2 separate regions of the Homo sapiens genome follow, and region 1 is linked to region 2. The links are chromatin contacts, found by Hi-C or POLR2A ChIA-PET in ENCODE. All regions are on one chromosome and are shown on one strand. Each heading gives the region's core, a stretch centred on a gene start or an enhancer-like site at or near the end of the contact. The rest is flanking DNA. Distances are from core to core; before and after follow the strand shown.

Region 1 (5,723 bases), core at 3,110-5,609, 640 kb before region 2:
AAGAGTTCTGAGTGTTGGGATATGAGGAAAGAATAACAGTGGGAAAGTGTTCGGGGCAGATGTGTTTTTTTTTAAGGGGGAAAGAAAGAAAAGATTTCCCCTCCCCAAATGGTACCCTGGGGGCAGCTTGTTTGTTCATGTGACATTGATTGGTACTACTTCTGTTCTGATTCTGCACACTTGTGACTGGAAGGAGCCTGGTTAAGAGCTGGAAGTGTATTTTGCTCTGGTTTGGGGTCTTGCCCTCTTCCAAGAGACCAGCAAGTCTGTGCCAATGTCTGTGTGCTCCCAGCAGACCAGCAAGACTGTGCCAGTGTCTGTCCAGCCACTATGGGCCAGAGCCCTGCCCGTGATGAGGCTTTTCCCAGGGCCCAGGGACTTTGCTCTGTGGTTACCAACTTCTTTTCTTCAGTGGGGAGGGAGGCTGGGGCCTTCCCGAGAGACCTAAAAGATTGCCCACTCTTGGCGGCAAGTGCAGGTAGTTGCTGGCCTCCGACCATCTGCTTCGCCTGCTTCACCAGGCCCGGGGATTGGCTAAGAGGCCCTGGGGTCTGCTCAGCCCCTGCAGAAGCTCTTCCTGAGGCCTGAGTTGTTGGCTCATATAAAAAGGCCTTGGCAGGAGGCTGAGAAAGAAGTCTGGCCTGGGTGAGTGATTTAACAGCTTGCCAGGGGTCCTCTGAAGGGGCTGCTGCTTTCCCAGATGTCTGAAGAGGATCTGACACACAGCCTTTCTCAACAGCTCTCGGCATATGCCCCAGACCTTTGCTGGCAGGCCATGAACTTGACTCCAACACTGGCATCTTCTCATCAGCCTGTGGTGTGACCTGATGAGGTGAAGCTGCCCGCTCCTTCTGGCGAGGAGTTAGGTCTATGAGATCCATCACCAAAGCAGCTCTATTTTTTGACTGAGTATTCTGGTCCACAGGCCTCAGTGCTTTTTCTTTAGCTACAAGGGTCTGGACCACAGCTGATAGTACTTTCTCAGGAGGTGGGAGTCTCTGGGACAAAGAGGCATGGGGTTTGTCAGTAGGCCTGTCTGAAGTCTGGGGTTTGGGACTGCTAGTAATGAGCAGTCTGTCTGGCGGCGGAAGTCTCAGGCCAGTGGGAACTGAGGTTTTCTCCAGTGACTGGGGCCTTGGGCTGGCAGCACCTATGGATTTATCCAGCCTTGGGTCAGCCGTCCCCAGAGGTCTTTCCAGTGGTTGGGACCTGACTGAGGGTGAGGAGCTTGGGCTGGTCACTGGAGAGGGTTTGTCGCTTAGCTGGGGTCTTGGTCCTGCCACTGCTGGTGGCCTGTCCAGTGGCCTCTGGCTGGAAACCAAGGATTGGGATTTGGTCCCTGACCCAGCGAGGTCTCTGACCTTATCTAAAGGCTGGGGCCTGGAGTCAGTTCTCTCAAGAGGTCTTTCAGGTAGCAATGGCCTCTGACAAGTCCCTGCCAGAGCTTTTTTGGAGAGCGACAGCATCTGGTTGGTGTCAGCAGGAGGTTTATCTGACATTTTGGGTGCCTGAGCAGCCATTCCTGTTGATTGCTCTGCCAGGTGAGTGCTTGGCCCTGGAGGCAGCGGTACTGGGGGAGGCACATACTCACGGATCTCCCCAGGTTCCAGAGGATTGGGCCCACAGGGGTCATGCTCAGTACAAGACAGACGCCCATCCAGTTTGGAAATGAAAAGCATCCCTTCTCGATGCTGCTTACAAAAGGAGCTGGGGCACATCTCACAGAAGGAGGCTGCTTCCTTCCCGCAGATGTCACACTGATGCCACGGACATTCCCATTTCCCTGAAAACACAGAAGTAAATCAAAAGTTTAGGAAAAAAGAGATACATATCACATGGGCCAAGGCTATGCTACAGTCCGAAGGTGTGGATGATGACCTTCCTTCACACTGTCCCTGCTTCAGAGAGCTTATGCCACTCACCAGCCACCTCTTGCCCCAGAATTCCAGCTTCTTTTTGTGCACAGAATACATAAAGTAACAGCGAATTATCAAATAGCAACTACTATCAACTAAATATACAAGCAGAAGAGTAAATTGGTATTTCTATGACTATTTCCAGCAAGGAGGTGAGGGGGGGGCGGGGGTGGGGACAACAAAAAGTTTCTTTTACATGAAACTTAAGATATTACTTTTATATTTTTGCAATCTCCATTTGTACTATACAGCTTTTAAATAAGCAACTCAAAGAGAAATATCCTGGTGATTTAGATTCCTGCTTATTTGCTATTAACAGTAATAGAAAAGATATAAAATCATGAAAAATGGAAGATTTACCTTTGCTCTATTTTAAGTCTTGAGATCAGCACAGCACGTTATATGTTGTTCACATGGAATCAGTAGAAAAGACCCAAAGCTGACCTAAGCTTTTACCTGCCTCCCCACATTTCATGAAACCTGAGGGTCTTGACCAGGGACAGTGTTTCCACCTTCAAATCAACTACACCAGCTCCCACTCCTGGCACACAGGCAAGATTGGTTCTATCATAGCCTGCGCCAGTGACGACCCTGAGCAGTTGATTCTGAAACAATTCTACTTCCTGGTGCTGACAGGTCAATGTGATGGCCTTGCCCTCATCCTACCTCAGTTTCTTTTATTTCATGACCCTGGCCAATATACAGTGAAGGAAAGCCAATTTGGGGACAAATTCCTTTTACTTATACCCTAAAGTTCTTAACGTTCTGCAACTCTTGGAAGCAGGTCACTAGTAATGTATAATCTCCTCACCCTGGAATGGCTCCCTACTGGTTTCTCTTTTTTGTTCATTAAAATAGATGGCATATCCAAATCCCTAAAATTCTCTAACCCCAAATCACTACTCAAAGGTTCTCAATTTCTTCAACTACAAATTTCCTGGGTACCACATCCACCTGAGCAGCTTTCTCATGTATTAACTGATACAACCAAATCTCCTTTAGAGGAAAAAAGTCTACTCTGCATGGGGGGAGACTGCACTAGGCGTAGGGGAGCAAGGTAGGAAGTGCTAAAAGGGTGGCAATCCATCTCTCACTGACTAGAACCACCTAAAGGCTTTACTATCTCAATCTTTCTTTCTCTAGAAAGGCAACATGATTTAATAGTCTTGGAGTCAAAAACCCAGCTCTCAATCCAGCTCCTCTATCTATGTGTGAAAGATCACCTCCCCAATCCTCACTCTGTTTCTTCACATGCATTATGGAAGAAAACCAACCATTATGGGCTGCTGGGGGAATGAAATAAACATGACTGTAAGTAAAGGACCTGAAACACAGCAAGTGCACCGCTGTCCCATTCTTCATAACTAAGAATTCTAAGCCTTTGCTTTCATTATTTCCAAAATAAGAAAATAGACCATACCCCTCAAAATTATGCATGGAAAGACCAAATGGCACTTTCTTCAAGGCTGATGCAAATGGCATGAGACCCTGAGTATGATGGAGAGAACGAGTAGCGGTACAAATGGATTTTGGCACCAACCTGCTGGTCGCTTGGTCAGATTGAGACAGTCTGCGTGGTAAACTTTTGGGCAGCCTGGTTTCTTGCAGGAGACGAGCTGGCCAGCATCCCCACAACTAAAACACTCATCTTCTCGCTCCTTTGTGATTTCACCCTGGGTCCTGCGCTTTCCCTGTTGCTTCTTCTTGAATTTCTTTGACTTTTCTTCCGTGGCAATGGGTTGATTCTACAGGTCAGATATTGAACAGTCAGCATTCTGTGAACACATTAGTACCAATCTTAACCGGGTTAACTACCCTCTCTGAGCCTCATTCTCTTCTCTGGGAAAAGAGATTGTCATGAAGATAAAATGCAGGAAAGGTACCTGGTACATCACAGATACGTAGCAATAATTTTTGTATCAACTACTCCTGCCACCTGAACAAAACAGAAGACAAAAATCTTTGTGTTTTTGCTGATCCATAAGGCTGGTGTTAAATGACATGCCTTTCATAAGTTTTATTAGTTAATTAATTTATTTATTTTTCAAGACGGAGTCTTGCTGTGTTGCCCAGGCTGGAGTGCAGTGGCGCGATCTCGGCTCACTGCAACCTCCGCCTGCTGGGTTCAAGCAATTCTCCTGCCTCAGCCTCCTGAGTAGCTGGGATTACAGGCGCCCACCACCACTCCTGGCTAATTTTTGTATTTTTAGTAGAGACGGGTTTTCAGCATATTGGTTAAGCTGGTCTCGAACTCCTGACCTTGTGACCCACCCGCTTTGGCCTCCTAAAGTGCTAGGATTACAGGCGTGAGCCACCGCACCTGGCCAAAGTTTCACTTTTATATTCGTCTACTTTCAGAACTAAACTAGACTTCTGTGTGTGGGTACACATGCCTATTTCTCGTTCATTCAACAAAGCATAACTGAACTTACTATAAGCAATGTGTTAAGACACAAAAAAGTTAATTCATGGTCCCTGCCGTCAATAAGACTACACATCAAGTCAAATTAGCTTCAGGTCCACCACTCCCAAGGCAGACCCTGGAGCAGCCAGCAGATGTTCTCTCTTTGTTCCCTGCAGCCCACACTTGGTCACCAAATCATCTTATCACATTCTTCATTTTAACCCAGAAACATCCAGGACCAATCTGTAAGGCTTAATGGAGGTCCACCCTATTCTGACAGACCAGTATCTACTAAGAGCACACAGTGACCTCTCTAGCATCTACCTCTGACTGACTCCTGTGAAATGCTATCCCATGCAGACATCAAGGATGCTGAAACTGACATCCGCACTACACTTAATACCATTAAGTACAGGTTAAACTGAGTTACTATTTTAATTTATAGGAAACAAGTCAACATCTTAAGGAACAACACCGTTAAACCAACAAAACTAAACAAAAAGCACAATAAAATCCAGTATAATATAGAGGTGATTCTCCTTATTTAACAAGATTAAAAAATGATCATTGAGTGCTCTTCATTTCTGGCCAGGCGCAGTGGCTCACGCCTGTAATCCCAGCACTTTGGGAGGCTGAGGCAGGTGGATCACCTGAGGTCAGGAGTTTGAGACCAGCCTGGCCAACATGGGGAAACCCCATCTCCACTAAAAATACAAAAAATTAGCCAGGTGTGGTGGCAGGGGCCTGTAATCCCAGCTACCTGGGAGGCTGAGGCAGGAGAATCACTTGAACCTGGGAGACGGAGGTTACAGTGAGCCGAGATCATACCATTGCACTTCAGCCTGGGCAACAGAGCGAGACTCCGTCTCAAAAAAAAAAAAAAAAATTTATTTACTCTTTTCTTATTGGCTTCTATGTTAATTTGCATTTTTCAGTTCTTAATGTTGAGCTTCACAATCAAAAAGGCATATGGAACATACTCAATTGAAGTCACTATATAGTTTATTTTGTATCAAAATTAAACTGCAATTTTCACTGTGCTGTTACTTATGATACAGAAATCTTGAATTATCCAGATGTTCATCTAGTATGTCCATCCATTATATAAAAAAATTAAGACAGTCACTAAAAATGATCAGCAAGGACTTTAAAAAATAATAATATAAGGGCCGGGCACAGTGGCTCACGCCTGTAATCCCAGCACTTTGGGAGGCTAAGGCGGGCGGATCACGAGGTCAGGAGATCGAGACCAACCTGGCTAACAACAGTGAAACCCTGTTTCTACTAAAAATATAAAAAATTAGCCGGGCATGGTGGCGGGCGCCTGTAGTTCCAGCTACTCAGGAGGCTGAGGCAGGAGAATGGCGTGAACCCGGGAGACGGAGCTTGCAGTGAGCCGAGAT
Region 2 (5,754 bases), core at 1,562-4,061:
CCACGGCCTCCAGCCTCAGCCTTCTGCCGTTCTTCCTCCTCACGCTCGTCTTCCATCCCATCATGACGCTGGCATCTCCCGATCCCCACCCAGACCTCATGCTGGTCCCACACCCCTACGTCCACCCGCCTGCAGCAAACACCTCCACGACCCACCGGCACTGATCGCCGCCATGCCGGGGATTCGCTGGTGAATAGGACGGACTCGACCCTCACGGAGCTTACACTCCAGCAGGGGAGATGGACAGTCAGTGAGCAGACAAGGAAACCTCAGATGCAAACAGACCCCTTAACAAATATCGAGCGGGGCGACGAGATGGGGGATGCTGGGGTTGGACGCCAGCTTTAGAGAGGGCAGAAGGGAGGGTGGGGGCATTTCAGCTGAGGTTTGAATGATGAAAAGAGCAAGAGGGAAAAGCCTGTTCCAGGAGGAGGGTAGGGCACAGGCAGAGGCCCTGACACAAGACCACGTCTAGTTCAAGGAACAAACTGAAGGGCGGACAGCCCGGCCCCGCGGGGCCCTGGAGGCCGACAGTACTCTAGGAGCAGTAAGAAACCACGAGCAGGATGGCCGGGCGTGGTGGCTCACGCCTGTAATCCCAGCACTTTGGGAGGCCAAGGCAGGTGGATCACCTGAGGTCAGGAGTTCGAGACCAGCCTGACCAACATGAAGAAACCCCATCTCTAGTAAAAATACAAAATTAGCCAGGCGTGGTGGCACACACCTATAGTCCCAGCTACTTGGGAGGCTGAGGCAGGAGAATCGCTTGAACCTGGGAGACGGAGGTTGCAGTGAACCGAGATCGTGCCATTGCACTCCAGCCTGGGCAACAAGAGCAAAACTCTGTCTCAAAAAAAAAAAAGAAAAAAGAAAAAAGGAAACCACAAGCAGTTTCCAAACAGAACAACACCAGGGTCTGCCTGACATTAAACATGAAAACCTCTGTGCCTGTTCCACAAGCAGCCTCCCTTAGGCCACCTTAACCCAAATCTGAAATCCTCCCTCCAGCCCCCAAGTGACCCAGCCCAGTCAATTCAGCCTCTTGACTTTCCCAGCAACCTCCCTCACCTTTCCCACCTCACCATCCCAGCTTTGCCCCAGCCCTGCCCCCATTCCAAACCTCCAGGCCCTGCCCCTCATCCACCCTCCACACAGCAGCCAGGCAAGCGGTCTCCAGAACAGAAGCCAGATCAGACCCATCACTGGAAGCCCTCGCTTCTCCATGCCACCTTAACATAACACCCCACGCTCCGCCCCAGCAACAAACCCGGGTCTCTCACGCCTGCTCCCCCTCGGTATTTGAGGTTACTTCTGCTCACAGCTCTGCCTCACCTCCACCCTCTGCCCACTAAGCCGTCACCTTGGCTCTGTACTTTCTGGCTGTGTGACCCTAGGTAAGTGACTTAATTTCTCTGTGTCTATTCCTTCAGTTTCCCCATCTGTAAAATGCAGATAATAAGGCAGTTGTGAGAATACAACAAATTGAACTCATTGTATCTGCCTAACAGCCCTCACAGGCAGATTCTTTATCGTCGTCTCCCAGGCAGGCAAGCTGAGGCCCGGAGAGGAGAGATGACTTGCCCAAGGTGTCCCAGCCAGGCCTGCTACAGCCAGGCCTTCTGACTTCTTTGCCAGTGCTCCCACACACTGCCCACACCCTCAAGAGCCTAGCGCTGCAGTGCAAGGACACCCACCACACCAGTGAGCTCGGTGACACGTGGGTGGGGGGCAGTGCCACTGAGTCTTGCTGAACACAAGGGAAAAGGCCTGGCATCTTGACCCAAGGCCTCAGGAGCAGAGACTGCAGAGGGCCACGGCTTTGGAGAGATGGGAAAAATGACCTGGCAGGGCCCAGGGGGACAGATGCCACCCTGGGAGGGGCACTAGTAGCTCCCTTCCCCGGTAGGGGCAGACCCGCCCAGGAGCCTCAGCTTGTCAGCTGTGGAATGTTGAATTCTGTTCCCCAAGGCCAGCTCCCAGGCTCTCAACCGGGGAGATCCTCTCCCAGCCGCCAAGGACTCGCCATTGTCCCTCCCTGCCCCTCCTGGCAGGTCAGCCTCCTTGTGCGGGACTGGGGTGGGCAGAGGACTGTGACCCACCCCACTCTGCAGGAGCCTAAGGTGAGGCACCTGACCCAGGTACTACTGGAAGGGAAAGGAGGCCGGGGAAGGGGCCTGGCGGCTCCCTTCACGCCAGAATCTCCTTACCGGCTAAACCAGGGGTGGGGCTTGGCACGCATCCCACATCCCAGGGTAGGAAGGAGGGCTGGGCGAGAGGGGGCAACCTGCACCTAGCACGCCCCTGGGGTCTTCAAGGAAACACCTTCCCTTTCTCCACCAGGCCTCGGGATTATTTAGGGAGACTCCCTACCCCAACCCCGACCCCACGCTGTCGCTAGGACCCGCCCCCAGCAATCCGGGCCTCTGTAGCTACCTCGGGTGGTCCTGGAAGTGGGCGTGGGTGTGGCAGAAGTGGGGGGATGGTCCCGAGCTCCAAACTCTTGGGGCAGGGAGTGGTCTCCCCCAGCAAAAGACTGAATCTCCCTCTCCCACCACCCCCCAGCACAGGGCAAGGCGCAGACCCCGCGCTCACCCAGAAGACAATGTTGAAGCCAAACAGGAAGTATTTCCCGCAGCAGCCGACCTCAGGTTCCTGGAAATGCTGGTGCTTGCCGGGCATGGTGAGCGGCCACCCGCCGGCCCGGAAACCGGAGCCGGGAGCCAGGCCCAGCGCCCCGCGGGCCGCCCTGGGCTAGAGCCGCCCGGGGCCTAGCCGGGCGGCTGCGGCTTCATGGCCTCGGCCACACAGAGCGCCGGTCGGGCCCCGCCCGCCCCTCAGGGACCGCCCTCAGCATCCAGACCTCCTTGCCCGGAGCCCTGCTGTCCCCGCCTCTGGACCGGGCCCCGCCCCCACAGCCCTCAGTCCCTTTGGAGTCCCGCCTCCTGACCTGGCTCCGCCCCCATAGATCAACTCAGTCCCGCCTGAGCCCCGCCTCTGGACCTGGCTCCGCTTCCCGAGCTCCGCCCCCACAGCCTGATTCGGACCTCCTCGCAGCCCCGCCTTCGGCCAGGCCCCGCCCCCGCGCAGGCCGCCGCCGCGTTTCCCAGCGTCCTGCAGACCCGCCCGGGACGCCGGCTGATGGCGCCGGAGGCCGCCGGGGTGTAGAAGCCTTGCTTCCCCTGCTGGGTACCAGCGCCATCCCAATCCCCAGCCTGCTGTTGGAGCCCATCCCAGGGGAAGGTTAACTGCTGCTCTGGCAGGCGAATGGGGAAGCTGGTCCGGATTGAGTTTTTAACACGTGCAGGACGTTTTGTCATTGTGGAGTCGCATCAGGCTCACCTTCACCCAGCGGAAATCCAGCTCTACTTATCCTGACTCAAACTCAGGCCAAACGAGGGCCTGGGCCTTGGTGCCACGCCGGCTGCGCCCTGCCAGGGGCATATGCCCCCCGGAACCTGGCTCAAGCCCCCTTGGTGGCTGAGTTTCCCCAGCCACACCCCCTGTCCTCCATACTGGCCAGGGTCCCGGTCAGGCTCCTTGGTACCCAGTGATCTCACATGAGCCCCTGTAAGACAGGACAGAGGCAGATCAAAGTTTGGGGGAACCTGAATCTTACTCCAGTTTGAAGCCCTCTTAAAAATAATTCCAACTTTGTTCAGAAGTATTTATTTAAAACAGGAACAGAAAGATGCTTAAGCTTTTATTATCAAGTTTATCCACTTCCACCACTTCTACCAGAACCTTGGTGAGGCCTAGCCCAGCATCCCTCCACCTCCACTTCAGTCTGGCCCTGAGGCAGGCAAGGCCCAGACAGCCCTGGTCACAGCTGGGGAGAAGGGGAGCGGCCTTGCAAGGCTCTCTCAGTCCTCAGCAACCCACGTATCCCTCTGTACAAATGATGGCGTTCACCCTCCAGAATGTCTGTGCCCTTGAGCCCACCACCCATGGAAGAGTCTGTCTCTCAGGCCACCTCACCTCCTTCCTGGGTGGAAACAGTAAACGCTGGACTATGGGTTTCTCCGCCTACCATAGAGCCCTCCTTCCCCGCCATGACTCACCCCACCCTCAGGAGTTTTTTCCACCCTGCTGCTGTCCTGTGGCCCCAGGACAAGCTAGGTCCTCAGACTGCCACCACTACCCCCATCTAGCCCCTAAGGCTCAGGCCCCAACTCATGTTAAAGAGTGTTTGCATTCCTGTTCACTTGAGGACAGGTAAGAACTAGGCTGTCTGATCCCCAGTCCCGCCCCATCCCCCAAAGTAATGAGGCTCAGTGGCGGCTGTCCCATTACATAGGAGGGGTGCCAAGGCCCCCCTCACACCACAAACTTGTTCTTGGCTAGGGAGTTGCTCTTGGTGGCTGTGTCTGCATGGGCCTGGTACCCAATGATGGTCTTTGGGGAGAGGCCCAGGCGCTCTTTGTATACACGCCTGCAGGTGCGGGGGACACAGAGGAAAAGAGACACAGGTAGTCATCAGAGGGTCCTAGAGATAACTTAGGCCACCAGACTCCTACCCTCATTCTGGCCACAGCCACACCTGTTGTGTCTTACCCATGTGGAAACCCAAAATATGACCCCCTTAATGCAAAAGGAGAGCTGCACTGCCGTAAGAGAAAGTTAGAAATCTGAACGCCAGACCTTCCATACAGGTGGGCAAGGCAGAAGGGAGGGAGGCTATGGAGACTTTCAGAGGTCTCCCATGCAGGCCAAGCCCCCTCCACCCACCTTCCCTCTAGCAGAGACCCAAGTCCCCACCCTGTGCCAGAGACCCTCCTCACCCAACGTGCAGCACGCCCGCCTGGTTTTCCGCCTCCCTCGTCCACACAGCGATCTTGTCCCCCTTGGTGCGGATGTTGACGACGGCCCCACATACCTCTCTGCTGTGTTCCTCAAAGCTCTCCCCGATCAGACACAGCAGCTGGACCCGAAGTAGGGGGTTGTGAGATCACCGGCTGGGACATAGGGACTGGCCTGCCATCCTTGAGACCACTGCCACCATGAGACCCACACAGCCCGTCTCTTCCCCTGAGGACCCTCCTCCTCCAACTCACCGTCTCCAGCCACAGCCGGTCCAGCTCAATGTGGCGCTGCTGCTTGGCCAGGCTGACCAGCCAGCGGCCACCCCGTTTATTCCTGCTGTCCTCCCACATGGGCTGGATGCCATCCTGCAAGGCAGATGGCAAGTCAACTGCCTCCCTGTGTTCAAAGGGAAATGGGGACCCACCCACCATCCCGGCCTTATCCGCTCTCTGCTGAGGCCCTAAGTAGGCCAGATTCTCTTATCCTCCCTTCCCTCAGTGCAAGCAGGTTCCACCCCCAGCCACTCAGCTCCCCCCGACAGACAGCACTGGTCACCTTGTATAGCCTTGTATATGTGCATGTCTCTTTTACTGAGTTCCTTAAGACAAGCATTCAAATCGGGGTGGATTAAGGAAGCCTCAGGGGCAGACCCCAATGCAGGCAAGGGGGACATCCCAGGCTTGGCTGCATGGTTCCCAGGCAGGGCAGAAGTCACTGGGGAGATCTCTAAACACAATGTCAGCCCTCCAGGGATGGGTGTGGCATCAATGAGTGTCCTCAAGCAATTCTGATGCCCTTCCCTAGTTAAGGAGCCAGGTCAGAAATCTCTCCCTCTCCCTCTTCCCGCCTCTTAAGGTCCTCCAAGGTGCGGCTTGGGCCTGACCTACTCTGTCCGGGCTCCTGTAGAGCATTTCCTCCAGTCAGAAACCACAACTCTGCTGAGAGGTGGCCCGT

The links. A loop is a pair of places that touch in the nucleus more often than their neighbours do. ChIA-PET counts read pairs that join two places held with the same protein, here RNA polymerase II (POLR2A). Pooled maps may share reads with other maps.
Region 1: a loop to region 2 is called in a pooled map, with 2.6 times the contacts of the local background. The contact joins the enhancer-like site here to the promoter of TSPAN17 in region 2. A Hi-C loop is called at or near these places in 7 of 168 maps with a recorded cell type or tissue (HCT116, OCI-LY7, PC-9 and 4 more), 10 of 37 single-sample maps with no recorded cell type and 16 of 50 pooled maps. POLR2A ChIA-PET finds 5 or more read pairs at or near these places in 1 of 52 experiments (activated CD4-positive, alpha-beta memory T cell).

Annotation. Positions count from the first base shown.
Region 1 is chr5:177,289,892-177,295,614 of GRCh38, reverse strand. NSD1 (nuclear receptor binding SET domain protein 1) reads right to left here. Exons shown (of 23, transcript NM_022455.5): 22 at 3,457-3,661; 23 at 1-1,783. The coding sequence ends at 156. Among named protein-coding and RNA genes, the nearest start is that of RAB24, 11 kb to the left of the region's middle. Within about 2 kb of position 4,359, at least 3 of the 41 ENCODE cell types and tissues checked have a DNase peak (open chromatin) inside an H3K27ac peak, as active enhancers do; they include OCI-LY7, where a contact is called at or near this core.
Region 2 is chr5:176,644,541-176,650,294 of GRCh38, reverse strand. TSPAN17 (tetraspanin 17) reads right to left here and starts at 2,811. Exons shown (of 9, transcript NM_130465.5): 1 at 2,593-2,811. The coding sequence starts at 2,679. EIF4E1B (eukaryotic translation initiation factor 4E family member 1B) reads right to left here. Exons shown (of 9, transcript NM_001099408.2): 7 at 5,052-5,165; 8 at 4,779-4,918; 9 at 3,651-4,429. The coding sequence ends at 4,315. RefSeq lists enhancers at 1-564, 682-1,551, 3,913-4,207, 4,478-4,988, 5,570-5,754 and a silencer at 2,580-3,239.